2 separate regions of the Homo sapiens genome follow, and region 2 is linked to region 1. The links are chromatin contacts, found by Hi-C in ENCODE. All regions are on one chromosome and are shown on one strand. Each heading gives the region's core, a stretch centred on a gene start or an enhancer-like site at or near the end of the contact. The rest is flanking DNA. Distances are from core to core; before and after follow the strand shown. Region 1 overlaps MTHFD1L (methylenetetrahydrofolate dehydrogenase (NADP+ dependent) 1 like). Region 2 overlaps MTHFD1L (methylenetetrahydrofolate dehydrogenase (NADP+ dependent) 1 like).

The links. Hi-C counts contacts between places; a loop is a spot of excess contacts on that map.
Region 2: a loop to region 1 is called in a map of endothelial cell of umbilical vein, with 2.8 times the contacts of the local background. The contact joins two enhancer-like sites. A Hi-C loop is called at or near these places in 3 of 168 maps with a recorded cell type or tissue (HCT116, IMR-90 and endothelial cell of umbilical vein).

Annotation. Positions count from the first base shown.
Region 1 is chr6:150,880,973-150,883,521 of GRCh38, forward strand. MTHFD1L (methylenetetrahydrofolate dehydrogenase (NADP+ dependent) 1 like) reads left to right here. Exons shown (of 28, transcript NM_015440.5): 5 at 1,790-1,914. Among named protein-coding and RNA genes, the nearest start is that of MTHFD1L, 17 kb to the left of the region's middle. Within about 2 kb of position 1,284, at least 20 of the 41 ENCODE cell types and tissues checked have a DNase peak (open chromatin) inside an H3K27ac peak, as active enhancers do; they include IMR-90 and endothelial cell of umbilical vein, where a contact is called at or near this core.
Region 2 is chr6:151,066,576-151,069,124 of GRCh38, forward strand. The region is part of intron 26 of MTHFD1L (methylenetetrahydrofolate dehydrogenase (NADP+ dependent) 1 like); the gene reads left to right. Among named protein-coding and RNA genes, the nearest start is that of MIR12131, 35 kb to the right of the region's middle. Within about 2 kb of position 1,281, at least 27 of the 41 ENCODE cell types and tissues checked have a DNase peak (open chromatin) inside an H3K27ac peak, as active enhancers do; they include IMR-90 and endothelial cell of umbilical vein, where a contact is called at or near this core.

The DNA.
Region 1 (2,549 bases), core at 34-2,533:
TATATTCTGGATGTTAACCCCTTGTCGGACGCATACTTTGCAAATATTTTCTCCCATTCTGTAGGTTGTCTCTGCTTTGTTGATTGTTTGCTTTGCTATGAAGAATGTTTTTAGTTTGATATAATCCCACTGATGTATTTTTGCTTTCGTTGCCTATTTTGTTGAGGTCCTATCCAAAAAAACCTTGTCCAGACCAATGTCATGAAGCATTTCCCCTGTGTTTTCTTCTAGTAGTTTTATGGTTTGAGACCTTATATTTAAGTCTTTAATTCCTTTTGAGTTGATTTTTATAGAAGTGAGCGATGAGGGCCTACTTTCATTCTTCTGCATGTGGATATCCAGTTTTCCCAGTGCTATTTATTGAAGAGGCTCTCTTTCCACAATGTGTGTTCTTAGTACCTTTGCCTTGACTTATTTTTTGACAAGGAATCATTTATTCCGTATTTTTCTTTGGGAAAATTCTCATAGAGTGAATTTGTATGGTGTTATATTGAAAAAGAGTAGGTACCTTAATTTATTAGTTAAGATTTGTGTTGGCATTTGTTGCTTCTACCAAATGCTTGGTACAGGTGGCAATAGTTTCCTCGCTTCATTCTGGTCTCTGCTTGGACATCGTGGCCTCTGACCACCCTCCACCCATCATCACTCTGTTAGCCTTTTACCCCACTGAACCTTTATTTTTCTGCATGTCATTTATTCTTTCCAGTGATTTTATTATTATTATTATTTGGAAGGGAGGAACTTCCCTCCTCCACTAGAGTATAAGATCCACGAGGACAGTTTTGTTTATAGCTGTATTTCCTTTACTTAGAACTGATACAGAGTAAGTGCTCAAACCATTTGTTGAATGAATGAAAGAATGCCAAATGAATGAAACAAAGCTTTCTTTCTGATTTTGTACCTCAAATGGTTTCCCCTGCCACTGCACAGGTAGTGATTTTTGCTAGGCAATGAAACAAAAATGGTAAACCAACCCTTCCCCAGAGCCTCTGAGTGAGATCTATATGCAAAGATAAGTATCTTCTCACTTGTGAGCAAATATTTTTGTTAAGTGAGATGAATCAGGATCTTATCTCCTGGCATAAAATAGACAGAGAGGACAAAGCATTGCTTATTTAGAGACACACCCAGACATTTATTAGCTTCCCAAAATGTAGCTTGGTCTTTTTCCTAAATAGTGAATTATTTTAGTGTTTCCCATAAAAGGAGCTGTGCATGCTAAGAATTTTTCTAGCATAAGCCTTTGGAAAGGCTTCTTGTGTGTCATTGAGGTCCAGATAACCCGAGGGCCTCTGTGACTGCTTGGACGTCATGATTAGTGAGCTGTGTTGAACACATTGTGTTTGAAACGCACAGGCTTAGCTGGGCCAGATTGGAATGCTTCAGATTCATGCTTCCTGTCCTTCCTGAAAACTGGCAGTGTGTTTGGCTTAAAGTATGCTTGTTGACAGAGAAGTGTCCTTTGTCTATCTAAACCTTAATAGCTGTTGAGCTTTGGTTTTGTTCTGTTTTGTCTTTTTCTGGCACAGAGTAGAGCCATAGAAAGGCAGAGAAGTCACTAAAAAATTCAGCCAAGCCTTTTAATTTTTTTTTTGAGCCTTGTACACATGATGAAAAGAAAAAAATAGGCTTTTTATTATGCTTTACACCAAGTTTCCAACAAGGAGCAAAACAACAACAAACTATAACAGATGCATTTTCATGAATCCACTTTTTATATAAAGCTTCCTTTGTTGGGTCTCATTTTCACAAAACTAATTTTTATTTTGTTTTTTTGTTTTCTCTTTAGATTATAGATGAAATCTTAAAGATCAATGAAGATACCAGAGTACATGGCCTTGCCCTTCAGATCTCTGAGAACTTGTTTAGCAACAAAGTCCTCAATGCCTTGAAACCAGAAAAAGATGTGGATGGGTAAGAAAATAAAATCAAATAATCAACCTTTATGGCTAAATCACTTTTTCTATTGTGCCTGCTTTTATTTTTCTAAATTTCTTCTATTTATTTCAACTGTGTCAGTAATTGGATAAAAAAATCATTTTAAATATTTCAGGAGTCTATAGGATTTTTTTTTTTTTGAGATGGAGTCTCGCTCTGTTGCCCAGGCTAGAGTGCAGTGGCGTGATCTTGGCTCACCACAACCTCCATCTCCTGGGTTCAAGCGATTTTCCTGCCTCAGCCTCCTGAGTAGCTGGGATTACAGGCATGCGCTACCATGCCTGGCTAATTTTTGTATTTTTAGTAGAGACGGGGTTTTACCATGTTGGCCAGGATGGTGTCTATCTCCTGACCTTGTGATCCACTCACCTCAGCCTCCCAAAATGTTGGGATTACAGGCGTGAGCCACCGTGTCTGGCCATCTGTAGCCTTTTAAAATTCTGCATGCAAAAGTTACATATTTTGGAAAATACATTAGCCCTTTTATAGTGCTTCAATGCCATATGATCTTACACCATCAGATTCATTTAATAAATTCCGGTCTGACTTATACAATCTTTAGCCAGCTCTATTCTTCTAATAGTTTTTTCCTTGGTAATTCTACCAGACCA
Region 2 (2,549 bases), core at 31-2,530, 190 kb after region 1:
TGATACAGTGAAACCCCGTCTCTACTAAACATACAAAAAATTAGCCAGGCGTGGTGGCAGGCGCCTGTTGTCCCAGCTACTCAGGAGGCTGAGGCAGGAGAATGGCGTGAACCCGGGAGGCGGAGCTTGCAGTGAGCCAAGATTGCGCCATTGCATTCCAGCCTGGGCAATAGAGCAAAACTCCGTCTCAAAAAAAAAAAAAAAAGTGTCCTTTAGTCTACTGTTGGTTCTTCCAAAGAGCCATCCTTTCGCTGATGCTTTAGGAACTCCCAACCTGGGTCCTGTCAAGGATAAGCTCTCATCTTATTCCCACAAAATTCCTAGAGTTACTCATCATTTTCCTTTCATATTCAGCTCATTAAAGCAGTTTGTAGGTCTCTGTAGTCCATATTAGTAAGTGTTAAAAATGTATCAATTTGATTTTTTTTTTTTTTTTGAGACAGAGTCTTGCTCTGTAGCCCAGGCTGGAGTGCAGTGTTGCAATCATGGCTCACTGCAACCTCTGCCTCCTGGGTTTAAGGGATTCTCCTGCCTCAGCCTCCTGAGTAGCTGGGATTATAGGCGTGCACCACCACGCCTGGCTAATTTTTGCATTTTTAGTAGAAACGGGGTTTCACCACGTTGGTCAGGCTGGTCTTGAACTCCTGACCTCATGAGCCACCGCTCCCGGCCATCGATTTGATTATTATAAAATCAGGTTATATTGGTTTGACCAGTTAAAAACATCACAGGTTATTTAATCTTTTTATTTATTTATTTATTTATTGAGACAGAGTCTGGCTCTGTCACCCAGGCTGGTGTACAGTGGTGCAATCTCAGCTCACTGCAGCTTCGACCTCCTACGTCCAAGCAATTATCGTGCCTCAGCCTCCTGTGTAGCTGGGATTCCAGGTGTGCGCCACCACACCCAGCTAATTTTTGTATTTTTAGTAGAGACCAGGCTTCACCACGTTGGCCAGGCTGGTCTCGAACTCCTGGCCTCAAGTGATCCACCCGCCTTGGCCTCCCAAAGTGCTGGGATTACAGGTGTGAGCCACTGTGGCCAGCTAATCACTTTTTTAAATCACAATTTGTGTTACGTTCATGAGTAATGGGTGCCAGAAATAATGTTGTGTGTTAAACATAAATGTAGATGGGTAACCATGTATACAAATGCATATCTCCTCAACCCAGAGAGTGAAATTTCCCCACCCCAGTGACCCTGCCTCGCTGTATGGTTCATTCTTCTCCAGGAATTGAAACATGGTGGCAGCCTGCCAGCTTGGCGTTACCATTAATTCTTATTCTCTTCCCCTGCCGATGTCATGGGGACACCAGCCAAATGAACTCTGATGTGTCTCACGTAATGCATGTGGACTTCTGGTGCATGTAAACAGAGGGTGGTTATTCTTGATTGCACATTTGTGATTTTTAGTGAGGCTCTAAGGGAGAAGCAAGAGGACTTGAATAACAGATTTATTCTCGGGCACTGGTACATGAAAGAGATGAGTAATGCCAAACAAATAACACAATTCTGATTCACGCCATTGGTAATGGAGGAGACTTCTGGGTAAACAAACCAAAGTAACAGCTAGAATGCAGATCTGATCACAGCAGTGTGTTTTGATTCAGTCTAAAGATGACAAAGAAAAGTTTCTGCTGGTCCTATCTGTAGCAACAAGGGCCTGCCCGCCTGACCACACTGCAGTGGAACAGCCACATTGTGATTTTGCGGGCCTGAAGCCTTTCGTCTGGTGACCCTTTAAGAGGAACTTGAGCCAAGATCTTATCAGTGATGGAGATGGAGACACCTCAGGATTTTCCAGTATCGTTTTTCACTTTTTGTTCTTGGACATAGTTAATAACGCTGCCAGGTCTTTCAAATGCTGAGGCATTTCCTCATAGCTCCAAGTAGCTGCTGCGGGTCAGATTCTGCTTGAACCGAGGGTTCAATTACAACATCCGTATGCTTTCCAGCCCACTCTCTGACCTTTGTTCTTTTTTTCAGTACTTTTTCAGGCTCTTAATGTTTCCATCCACTAATCTCAGGAGACTCTGTAAATATTCTGAGTATACATAGCCCAATTACTTTTGAAAAGCTAATTTAATAGAAACTTCTTGATATGAATTGAATAAATTTTTTAACTTAAAAATCATTTACTTACAACTTAAGACAGTTAAACTTGAGAGTATTTGAAAGCTAGTAAACTTCAGAGCTTTCTTCAGTAGGCACGAACTTTACCATTTTTCTGACACTCAGCACGGTCAGCAATGACACATTCATTGGAGGACTCATCAATATCCCTAAAAATAGTAGCAGTACTCGTGCACAGCCTGATTTCTTTTGAACTTGGCTCAATTTCTTGGAAGCATTGATCATGGGATCCCGCTTTGATTCCTTTTCTGTAGACTAGTGCCAGTTTGCCCAGTTTCATTACATTTTTGGAAAGAGCTAAAACTATGGTATCGTTTTATTGCAGTCCTCACATCAATCATAATTTGGAGCAGTCTTGGTGAAAGATGAGGAATTCAGACTGGGATCCTGGGCAAGGCAGGTCCAGGGGGCAAGA